Regions from separate parts of the Mus musculus genome. Here regions 1 and 3 are each linked to region 2. Evidence: chromatin contacts called from ENCODE Hi-C or POLR2A ChIA-PET data. All regions are on one chromosome and are shown on one strand. Each heading gives the region's core, a stretch centred on a gene start or an enhancer-like site at or near the end of the contact. The rest is flanking DNA. Distances are from core to core; before and after follow the strand shown. Region 1 holds the start of Armh3 (armadillo-like helical domain containing 3). Region 2 holds the start of Nolc1 (nucleolar and coiled-body phosphoprotein 1). Region 3 holds the start of Gbf1 (golgi-specific brefeldin A-resistance factor 1).

The links. A loop is a pair of places that touch in the nucleus more often than their neighbours do. ChIA-PET counts read pairs that join two places held with the same protein, here RNA polymerase II (POLR2A).
Region 1: a loop to region 2 is called in a map of left cerebral cortex, with 5 times the contacts of the local background. The contact joins the promoter of Armh3 here to the promoter of Nolc1 in region 2. A Hi-C loop is called at or near these places in 1 of 37 maps with a recorded cell type or tissue (left cerebral cortex). POLR2A ChIA-PET finds 5 or more read pairs at or near these places in 1 of 5 experiments (embryonic stem cell).
Region 3: POLR2A ChIA-PET joins it to region 2 with 14 read pairs in Patski. The contact joins the promoter of Gbf1 here to the promoter of Nolc1 in region 2. POLR2A ChIA-PET finds 5 or more read pairs at or near these places in 4 of 5 experiments (Patski and embryonic stem cell).

What each region holds. Positions count from the first base shown.
Region 1 is chr19:45,996,646-46,000,313 of GRCm38, forward strand. Armh3 (armadillo-like helical domain containing 3) reads right to left here and starts at 1,843. Exons shown (of 26, transcript NM_198296.2): 1 at 1,771-1,843. It overlaps 4930505N22Rik (RIKEN cDNA 4930505N22 gene), which reads left to right and starts at 1,492. Exons shown (of 2, transcript NR_152221.1): 1 at 1,492-2,074.
Region 2 is chr19:46,073,468-46,077,395 of GRCm38, forward strand. It overlaps Nolc1 (nucleolar and coiled-body phosphoprotein 1), which reads left to right and starts at 2,380. Exons shown (of 13, transcript NM_001039353.2): 1 at 2,380-2,682. The coding sequence starts at 2,563. RefSeq lists an enhancer at 2,289-2,360 and cis regulatory regions at 2,302-2,308, 2,331-2,337.
Region 3 is chr19:46,150,235-46,153,922 of GRCm38, forward strand. It overlaps Gbf1 (golgi-specific brefeldin A-resistance factor 1), which reads left to right and starts at 2,324. Exons shown (of 40, transcript NM_178930.3): 1 at 2,324-2,558.

The DNA of each region.
Region 1 (3,668 bases), core at 593-3,092, 77 kb before region 2:
TCCTAGTTTTATGGATCCCTAAACTGTGCTGTGTGAAACCCCAAATTCTGGGTTGGTTTCTGTTATTATTTTTCCTGATTTTTTTAATGTTGTTGTGTTTTTTTAAAGATTTATTTATATGAGTATACTGTAGCTGTAGGTGTCTTCAGACACAGCAGAAGAGGGAATCGGATCCCATTCCAGATGGTTGTGAGCCACCATGTGGTCGCTGGGAATTGAACTCAGCACCTCTAGAAGAGCAGTCAGTGCTCTTAACCACTGAACCATCTCTCCAACCCCATGCTATTGTTTTTTAATATGTGTGTCTGTGTGTGGATGTGTGTTTGAGTGCAAGTACCCACAGAAGCCAGTTACAGGTACCTGTGAGCCAGGAGCTAGCTAGTGTGGGAGCTGGAAGCCATATTTGGATCTTCTGAAAAAGCAGGAAGTGCTCTTAAACCTCTGAGCCACCTCCGCATCCCAGATTCTGGGTTCTAAGTTGTTATCCAGGGTTTGTTTTCATTTTTGGTGGGTTTTGGTTTTAGTTTTTTGGGTTTTGTTTTTATTGTGTGTGTGTGTGTGTGTGTGTGTGAGCCCGCGCTAAGCTGTTCAGGCTGGCCTTGAACTCAATGTGTATTTCAGGCAGGTCTAAGTTGGAGGCCAGTTTGGTCTACAAAGAGAGTTAACAGCAAGGGCTACACAGAGAAACCCTGTCTTGGGAGGCAAAAAAATGTAAACATGACAAGGTACAATGACTGTCATAATAAGAACACATTAAAGGCTTGCTAATTCATTAAGAAAAGAATGACTTCCTTAACTATTGGAAGAGAAGTTATCAAAACCTTTCTTAGATCTGCTATCTTGAAAGCGTTTCCATGGAAACGACCATACATACAACATTCAGTCAAAAACATACCAAAGAAGATTTCAAGTCACTCTGTCCTAAATCATGGGCAGGAGATAAGCCTAGCTTGGTGAGGTACACTGAAATCACAGCATTTGGGAGGGAGAATCAGAAGGATCGCTACAAGTTCGAGGTTAGCCTGGTCTACATAGCTAGTTCTGAACCGGCCAGGGGCCCTAAGGCTACACATATGATGGCTCTAACACTAGCCATGTTTAAACACCATGCTTGCCCTATTTTCAAGGAAAATGCACTTAAGTTTAAAACTTTTTCTAGAAAGAAAAGTTGGGGAGGTTCCGATAGTCCCGCAACATTTTATTAGGACATGGCTGAAGTATATCCACTGTCCCATTAGCCAGGGACAACTTCCCCAGTGACTATCATTCTTCACCGTACGAGGGAAGGGGTGGGTTTCCTGGCTGGCACACACTCCTCGCATGAAAGCGCAGTGGGTTTATTAACTCTGCAAAAAGTGGGTGCTAAAAACGGAAGAGCGCAGGACCCGGCATCTGAACACTTCACGGGGACCGGCCACCTCCCGTCCGAGGCGCAGCTTTCCACCAGGAGCCGACCGGCTCGGGGTCAGCCCCGCGCTGGGGTCAAAGGTCAGCGCCTCGGCGTCCCCGAGGCCCCAGCGGGACCTCCGAGAGGCCGGACCCAGCCGGTAGCGGGCGATCGAAGGCAGCGAGGCGGACTCTGAGGTCCCAGGCCCGACCCTCCCACAGCAAGCGGCCCCAGCAACCGCAGCCCTCCCCTTGCTCTGTCACCCGTGTCGCCGCGGCACACTCAGGCCCCGCCCCCAGGGCCGCCTCTGCGTCCAGGCCTAGTAGGGCGGACCCGCAGAGGTCGGCCAGGTTCGAGGACCCGGCAGGGCCCGCGCCGCTTACCGAGCCCCCGGCTTCTCTAGCACCCTAGCAGCTCGCAGGCCTGCTCGCTCCCGACTCCGGCGACGCCGCCACTGCTCCGGAATCACGGGCGCGTTCCCGACCTCCCGACACTTTTCCCCCAGGCCGCCGCTCCCCGCCGGGTCCTAAAACCCTCCGCTCTTCAGGTTCTTTCACGCCCTCTTCCTGAAGCGGGTTCAGACCACGATTCCCAGCAAGCATCGCAAAAACTACAACTCCCAACAGACACCGCGAGAGAACTAGCCCTTCACCTGAAGTCACTGGCTTTAAATCGGCTCTAGTAGAGGTTTGTTGTTGTTGCTGTTTTCGTTATTTTAAATTCTGACCAGCCTACAACCCAATCTTATGGAGGTATTTTCTCATTTGGGGTCCCCTTCTCTCGGATGATTATTCCTGTATCAAGCTGACAAAAAATTATCCAGCACAGGTGAGAGCGAGGAGCTGCAGTCTAGAAGAATATACATAGCCATGCACGATGTGTCACGTCTGTTAATCCCAACCCTTGGGAACCAGAGATAGGAGGATGAGAGGTTCAAGATTAGCTCCATCTTTATAGCAAATTCAAGGGCAGCCTGTGCAACAAGAAACCTTGTCTTTTTTTTTTTTTTTTTTTTTAGGTTTTCCGAGAAAAAGTCTGTGTAGCCCTGGCTGTCCTGAAACTTGCTCTGTAGACCAAGCTGGCCTCAAACTCAGAGATCCACCGGAGAGAGACAGAGAGATACAGTCACAGAGACACACTGGAGATATGGCTTAGCAATTAAGAACACTGGCTATTTTCACAGAGGTCCCAGGTTCAATTCCCAGCACTCAGAACTGTCTGTTACTCCCATATTCCTGTAACTCCCATCTTTCTCTGGCCTCTATGGGCACCAGGCACACACAAAGTACACATAGATAAAGGCAGAGCATCCATACACATTAAAAAAAAAAAAACAAGGGGAGAGAAAGAGAAGGAAATGGAAGAGAGGGAGAAAGGGGAGGGAGGAAGGAGCCATGCCTTGAATAATCGGGGTAAATGATTTGTATTTAGTCATTAGGTGCAGTTTCCAAAGGCTCTAACTCTTGGTCAAGAGATGCAAGGGTAGCCAGGCAGCAATGCTGCATGACTTTAATCCCAGCACCCTGAAGGCAGAAGTAGGCAGATCTCTGGGAGTTCTAGACCAACCTGATCTACAGGGCAAGTCCCAGGGCAGCCAGGATTATGCAGAGAAACCTTGTCTTAAAAGCAAACAAACAAAAAGATGGGAAGAGACCTATAGCAACAAAAGGCCCCTGGAGAAAAAACTGTTTTAGGCAGGAAGATGATATTAAGGGCACATTAGGATCAAAATGCCTGATAGATGTCCAGACAGAAATATCTAGCAGACTGCTAGATGCCGTTTATTGGTACTCAGCCCAGCTATTAGACTGTAGCTAAATTATACCTTAGAGCCATTGGCTTGGAAGTAACGGCTCAAGCCAAGAAAAAGAGGATGGCTTAGGAATGGGAAGAAGATGAGCCGAAGGCAAGGCTAACACTGAGGATAATAATACCTGAAAGGAAAAGCAAAACAAACAAACAAAAAAAAAAACCACAATGGAAGAAATGACAGTACGAACTTCCAATAAAGCTGTCAAGTGCCTCAGAGGGAAAAGGATATAGAAATATCTTTGAAACCGGGCGTGGTGGCGCATGCCTTTAATCCCAGCACTTGGGAGGCAGAGGCAGGCAGATTTCTGAGTTCGAGGCCAGCCTGGTCTACAGAGTGAGTTCCAAGACAACCAGGGCTATACAGAGAAACCCTGTCTCGAAAAACCAAAAAAAAAAAAAAAAAGAGAGAGAGAGAGAGAGAGAAAGAAAGAAAGAAAGATCTTTGAAGCTGTGTGTGGTGTCACAAGCT
Region 2 (3,928 bases), core at 1,130-3,629:
TCTGGAGAATCAGTCCCTCAGGTCCTTCGTGTTAGACAAAGGTTTTAGGCACTAACACCCCACCCCCCCTTTTTTGTTATTGAAGCACTGGGTGGGGTTTGAGTTTAGAGGCTCAGACATGGGGAAGCAAGAGCTGTATTGTTGAACTAACGCAGCCACCCTTTCTGGGGGAAGGATAATTGTACGTGTACATACCCGTTTGTGCATTGTGTGTGGCGGTAAGAACCATGTCTGGATGCCAGAGATTTGTGTCCAGTATCTCGTTCCCCACTTTTGTGTTTTTTGTTTGAGGCAAGAATCCCTGGCTGGCCTCAAAACTCAAAAGATCCTCCTGCCTTTGCCTTCTGGATGCTGGGATTAAAGGTGTGTGCCACTACACCTCATCTGACGAGTTTATTTGAAACAGGCTCAAATGTTTAGCTGTTGTAGAATTTGCAGTCTAGGCCAGACTGGCCATGTTTCCAAGCCCCCTCCCTTTATTTTTGAACGGAGAAATCTAGCCAGTGAGCTCCAGGGTCATCAGTACCCTGCCAGCCCTAGGACTACGGATGCAAGCCACTGTGCCCTGCTTGTACAGCCGTGTCAAGGATCTGAACTCGGGTGTTTATGCTTGCACGGCTAGCATTTACACCGGCCCTTTCTAAATTCTGTAGAGCTGTGCAGGCTGGACTGGAATCCCGGTTCTCCTGCCTACTCTCTTCAGTGAGAGCTGCTAGGCCTGTGCATGAAGATAATTTTAGGATACAGACTCTTGTGGGGTGAAGGAGGTACAGTTGTTTGTTGGTTTTGCTTTTTTTTGTTTTTCCAGCCAGGGTTTTTCTGTATAGCCCTGGCTGTCCTGGATCTCACTCGTGAGGTCACCTGCTTCTGCTTCCCAAGTGCTGGGATGGATTAAAAGTGTGTGCCATCATGGCCTGGTTACTATGTCAAACTCCTCCCCTTCCACCTCCTTATCTCTCTCTATCCCCCCTCTCCCTCTTATCTTCTCCCTCTCTCAGACATCTGCAATTTTTGCCTCTCAACTCTGGGTTTAAAATCATTAGCCTCCGGGTGTGGTGGCTCATGCCTTTAATCCCAGCTTTCGGGTGGCAGAGGCAGGCGGATTTCTGAGTTCAAGGCCAGCCTGGTCTACAAAGTGAGCTCCAGGACAGCCAGGGCTACAGAGAAATCCTGTCTCGGAAAAACAAAACAAAACAACAACAAAAAAATCATTTGCCACCATACCTATGAGAATAAAAGTTTTCTCAACTGGGGTTAGTGTCTATTAAGTGTCATTAAAGCTCACCAGTTTGGTTTTGATCACCATCTTGGTTTGTGAATTTTTTTTTTTTTTCTTTTTTTCCGAGACAGGGTTTCTCCGTGTAGCCCTGGCTGTCCTGGAAGTCACTTTGTAGACCAGGCTGGCCTCGAACTCAGAAATCCGCCTGCCTCTGCCTCCCGAGTGCTGCGATTAAAGGTGTACGCCACCACCGCCCGGTGGTGTGTGTATTTTAAAAAAAACGATTTTGAGGCCGGGCGTGGTGGCGCAAGCCTTTAATCCCAGCACTCGGGAGGCAGACGGATTTCTAAGTTCGAGGCCAGCCTGGTCTACAAAGTTAGTTCCAGGACAGCCAGGGCTATACGGAGAAACCTTTCTGTCTTGGAAAAAAAAAAAACAAGCCAAAACAAACAAACAAACGATTGTGTATGCATAGAAGCACCTCTGGGAAATAGGATAACGGGTCCTTTTAGAAGGAGCGCCTGTTTTGAGGAAAGTAAAAGAAAGGTATTCACCGGAAGTGCATCTTTATTGCTTCCTGACCTGGACAGTAGCTGATACTGAAGTTTTCCGAATTCACTGTGACTTCTTTCTTTAGGAAGAAAGGATTTTTCTTGATCTTTTCCCTGGGATGGTCCCGTGTTCCTGTTCTCCGAATTGTAGATGGGAAGGATAACTGTCTTGTAACCTAGCTATGACTGACAGACAATGTGGGGTACCAACACCTTGTCACCACAACTTTTAGGATCCTCTGATTTGAGTCTGGGTCTGGGTGGTATCCTGAAGGACTTCACTGGGTGTGAAGGGAGGGAGGAAGCCATTGTCCGTGGGAGTTTGAGCAGTAGGTGACACCTCTAGAAGGGTTGAAAGAGCCTCGAGTTCTCCAGTGCACCCATTATTGTTAGTCCATTCAGTACTGTGAGGTCTCAGTAGCAGCCAGGGCTTGGAAATCTACAGTAGGAAGAAGCCCATTCAGCAAAGGTAATGCGCGGGAATTTGCAAGTTTTCCCGCCTCGGACAGGAGCGTGGCATCTGACGTAGAAGCTCCGCCTCCTTAGTGGGCGGCTCGTGGGCTCCGCCCCCTGCAGGATGATGACGCGTGTGGGACCGGAAGCAACTTCTAGATTTAGTCTGGGTCTCTCCTCCCGGGTGGAGGGTACGCGACCTCGTGTGCGCCACTCTTTTCCGCTGCGCGCCGCGCGCGACTTGATGACGACACTGGACCCGCCCTCGACCCGGGCTGTGCTTTGGTGTTCTTAAGTCGTGCCGCGTGCGCAACGGTAGTGACGCGTTTTACCCGGAGCATGGCGGATACCGGCTTGCGCCGCGTGGTTCCCAGCGACCTTTATCCCCTTGTGCTCAGATTTCTGCGGGATAGCCAACTCTCGGAGGTGGCCAGTAAATTTGCAAAAGCGACCGGCGCTGTGAGTCCTTGGTTTGGTCTGCGGGCCGGGGTGGGACGACTCTCCGAGCTAATCTAGGCCTTGTCGGCTTTAGAAGTTAAGGAGGCGAGGGCTGGGGTCTGTCAGTCCGTTGTCTGCCCAGCTTCTCTGCGGACCTTCCTCAGGCTGGAGGTCTCGGTGTCTCCTTCCACCATGTCTGACTAGCTAGCTCCGAGTATTACGGCTTTTACTTGGTGTGAGTTTTTGCAGCGGTGACAGGCATGGGTCCCTCGTGACCCAGGACATGTGGCGCTAGATCCCTCCGGGAGCATTGGGTTGGCGGTGCGTGGTTCTTCTGTACTTTTTGTTGGACTTACCCTTAATTGCAGTTTTACCTGAGACTCAAAGATTTTAGTAATGAAGGCTTGGATTCTATTTATACACTTGTTTGTTTTTACAAAAGAAGATGAGTGAGTGCAGGGATAAATTGCGAAGTAATGATAGCTAGGACTTCATATTGTATTTACTTATTTTTTTAAAAAGAAAAAAATGAATGAGTGTGGTGATAGGTTGCTTTCAGTATACTCTAGGAGTAGTGAGCGTCCGCCTGTGTTAAGTTGGCACTGAGCTTGGAGCTCCAGGTAGTGATGTTAGGCCAGGCTCTGCGGCTTTCTGCATGTATGATCCCAGCAGCCTTTTGTTTGAGACAAAGTTCATGTAGTCCTTGTGTAGTGGAGGATGGATATGAACTTCTGTACCTCTTGTCACAGCCTCTTCATGCTAAGTGCCTTACTGCCCTGCAGCACACTTTGTATACCATACTGGCCTTGAACTCAGCTCAGTCTCTGTCTACCAAGTGCTGGGATTAAAGGTGTATATCACCATGCTCAGCCCAATTTACAGCTTTTGAGTGAATGAGACTCACTGAGAGAAAAATGCACAAAGTAGTAACTCCATTGTAGGCACACAGGAACATGGGGTGAGTGACAGCTGTTATGTAAGAGCAAAATGTTTACTCTGCACCTTAAGAAAAGCTGTAGCGGGCTGGAGAGACGGCTCAGCAGTTACGACCACTGACTGCTCTTTTAGAGGTCCCGAGTTCAATTCTCAGCAACCAACCACATGGTGGCTCACAACCATCTGTAATGGGATCAGATGCCCATTCTTCTAGTGTGTCTGAAGACAGCAAAGATGAACTCACATAAATAAGGGGGAAAAAAAATGAAAGAAAAGCTGTAGTGTTCGTGGAAACACCTTGAAAGGCTGTAGGCCTTAGATCCTGGGACTC
Region 3 (3,688 bases), core at 1,074-3,573, 77 kb after region 2:
GGAAAAAGAAACTCAATAAATGTTGCACTGAAATAAATAAAAAAAAAACCTGTTTTATCTGTTAAATGATGTGTAGCACCTGTGAGGGGCTGGGGATTGCTTTCTCTCTGTCTCTCTCTCCATCTTTAATTGATAATCACATACTTCTAAGATGTCTAATGTCTGGAGGCATACCTAGATAGGGAGGGGAGAGTAGGGAGTTTTAGTTTACTTACAGGGTTTTCCTATTTGCTCTCCAACCTGAGAGAAGCCCTAAAGACCAAACGAAGAGAAAAATGGCTCAGAGGTATCATAGAATGAAATACCTTGGTGATCGTATCATCTTCATCTGACTTCCTTTAGGTTCCTAGCTGGACCTAGAGACCAAGACCAATGCATAGACACAGGGAGTTGTTGGGGGATTCTTCATATTGGATTTGGCTCTGATGGTTTTTTAAATTAGAGGATCATAACCTATGGATGCCTTGGGTGCCTGTTTCAAGGCCACATTCCAATGGCCTTAGAAAAGGTTTGCTTTGCTGGACATGGTAGCATATGACTTTAATCCCAGCACTTGAGAGGCAGAGGCAGGCAGACAGACCTGAGTTCGAGGCCAGCCTGGTCTACAAAGTGAATTCCAGGGCAGCCAGGCAGCCAGGGCTGTTACCCAGAGAAACTCTGTTTTGAAAAACAAACAAACAAAAGATTTATTTTTTATTATTTGAAATGTATGTGTCTGTGCCTGGCATAGTGGTGCAGCATTTGGGAGGCAGTGGCAGGTAGATCTCTGTGAGGTTGAAGCCAGCCTGGGCTTCAAGGACAGTCAGTAGCCAGGGTTACAGAAAGATCTCTCTCTCTCTCTCTCTCTCTCCCCCCCCCTCTCTCTCTCTCTCTCACACACACACACACACACACACACACACACACACGAGAGCGCGCGTGTCTCTGTGTGAGTATGTGCCCAAAGTGTTGGATCCCTCTGGAGCTGGAGTTACAGTAGATAGTGCTATGTACATCCTGGGAACTGAACTCAGGTCTTCTGGAAGAGCAGCAAGCACACTTAACTGCTAAGCTTCCTTTCCAGTCTCACCTGTCCGCATTTCGAAGGAAAATGGGAAATCATCATCATCATCATCATCATCTTCTTCTTCTTCTTCTTCTTCTTCTTCTTCTTCTTCTTCTTCTTCTTCTTCTTCTTCTTCTTCTTCTTCTTCTTCTTCTTCCTCTTCTTCCTCTTCTTCCTCTTCTTCTTCTTCTTCTTCTTCTTCTTCTTCTTCTTCTTCTTCTTCTTCTTCTTCTTCTTCTTCTTCTTCTTCTTCTTCTTTTTGTTAACGATGTGGACTAATGGTGTGAGATTAGGCCCTCAGACTTGATCCTCATACACCTCCACCAATCGTTCATTAAGATTTGTCCAAGGCTTAATAGGAAGGGCTGAACTGAGAGTCATATAGCCCTATGGAGTAAGGTATACCAAGTATTGAGGGAGGCTGGAGAGATGGTTTAGTGGCTAAGAGCATTATCTTAAAATAGACAAATTCTTTCTTTTTAAAAAGAAGTATTAAGTACCCCCATGCCCCTTACTCTCCGCACCGAATTGGCTGGGGTAGGTGTATGTTTTTCTCTGCTATGCATGGATCCAGCTTTCCTCGGTAGAACTCTTTCCACGTCTGGAAAATGAGGATACTCTAATTAGGTATCCAAGATTTCTGCTACCATTTTCTCTATTTCTGGATGGTAGGAATGGAGTAGAAAATGCAAAAATCAGAGTTAGGATGAGACAGGCACATATACCCAAGTGGGGCACAGAAGACAGGAGGGCGTAGGCAAGATTGCACGGGCCGGATTTAGGAACGCGTTTCAACCCCAGACCTGCCTGGAAAGAGAGCGATCCCTAAAGTAGTAAAGCCCAGGTGACTTTGGTAGGATGAAGTTGGGGGAGTAGGGTCGCCCGCTCAAGCTCTCAAAACGGACCCCGCCCCCTTTCCAGCAAATCATAGCCTTCCTGCCCAGGATGCCCAGCAGCCACTGCTAAACAGCGCACTGCAACCGAACCCTATCTGACCCCACCTCTTCAACCGCCCAGCACAATTTTTCATTGTTTATTGGCTTCTGTAACTGTCAGTCAGAGAATCCTCGTATCCGTTGGCTGTCCCCTACCTACTCTTCTTTCCCTTGTAATCTGGTCTCTTTGGGCATTGCACGCCTCCCAGAGCTAATTTCTTTCTTCGATTGGATAGTCGGAATGCCACTTTTCAGAGTGCCACGCTCTGATTGGCTGAGCGCGGCAGGACTCTCGCAGTTACCAGGCAGCGGGCTAGACTGAGGCTAGTTACCACGTCAGTGAGCTGACAGGGAAGGTAGCCGGCACCACCGAGCGTCCCGGCCCACTTACTCCAGCCTGCAGTGAGGTCTCACCCTGAAGTTAGGGTTGCCTTCCAGAAGACAGGATCCTTCCCTTCTCTCACTCGCCGCCGGCGCCGGGAGAGCGGCCGGGAGACGCCTCCGGGGCCAGGCTGGACATGAGCTGCGGCTGCCGCCGGTTCTGGGACTAGGCCCCGCCATTTTGGATCCGCTGACAGGTCAGCGAAGTCTCTTCTTAGAGTTCCAGCGTCGTGAGGGCCTCCTGACGTTGCCATCAAGAATAAGGAGGAAGGGTCCTTCGGTTGGGCGAAGCGGCCTGGGCGATGGGCTTAGTGGGAAGAAGTAAACCCAGAGGACTGATGTGAGAGGGAGTTGGGAGGTGTGCAGGGGCCAAAGGTCAGACCCTTGTCCCCGAGGGGTGTTTCAGCTCCACCTGTGACTCGGTGGATGCTAGAATCTGTTTTTGTTTTTGTTTGTTTGTTTGTTTGTTTTCCCTAGGCATAATCTGGCCTGCAGCTCTTCTTTTTCAGACCCTTCTGCACCCTAAAGTCCTCAACATCTGAAAGCAAAATTAAGGATGGTTTCAGGGTTTAGAGAGTGAATCTTTTCAGATTCTGTACATCTGTCACTTCGGGGTGACTGCGTCCTAGCACAACTGAAGCGCCCCATTAATCCTGAAAGATGAGCCAGCTCAGTTTGGATTAGGTAGTCAGAAGGCATAGAAGACTGGAGGCAGCCGCCTGAGAACCTGGCCTGTAAGATCTTGCTTTTACAGGATAGCTCAGCTGTCACCAGGGGTCTGCATGTAAACACCTTTCTTTCTTTTTGAGTCAGGTTCTTTCTGTGTAGCTCTGGTTTTTCTGGAATTCACTATGTAGACCAGGCTGGCCTTGGATTTACAAAGATCCACCTCCTTCTGCCTTAAACTCTTTAGGTGTGTGTTATGGGTAGGCATTTACCCACTGTAACTCCCTTCTTTTTAAGGATATGAGGTTTGATCCCAAGGCAGCCACTCTTTTGTGACACATTTGATTGAGAGTTAAGAGGGGTTTGAATACTGATAAGGCTTGGTCCTGGTGGTCTATTTATTTTTAGTAGGTGAAAAATCATGAAAAGGGCTGGAGGGAGACGTAGCTGGTTGAGTGTTTGCCTTGCATGTATGGAGTCCTTGAGTTCAGTCCCTAGCACTTCATAAACTGGGCATGTTGGTCCACATCTGTAATTATTCCCTACTTGGGAGATGGAAACACGAGGGTTAGCCCTGACATTCAAGGTTATCCTCAGCTACTTCTTGAGTTAGAGGCCAGCCTGGGCCAAGTGAGACACTGTCTTTAGCAAAGAGACAAGT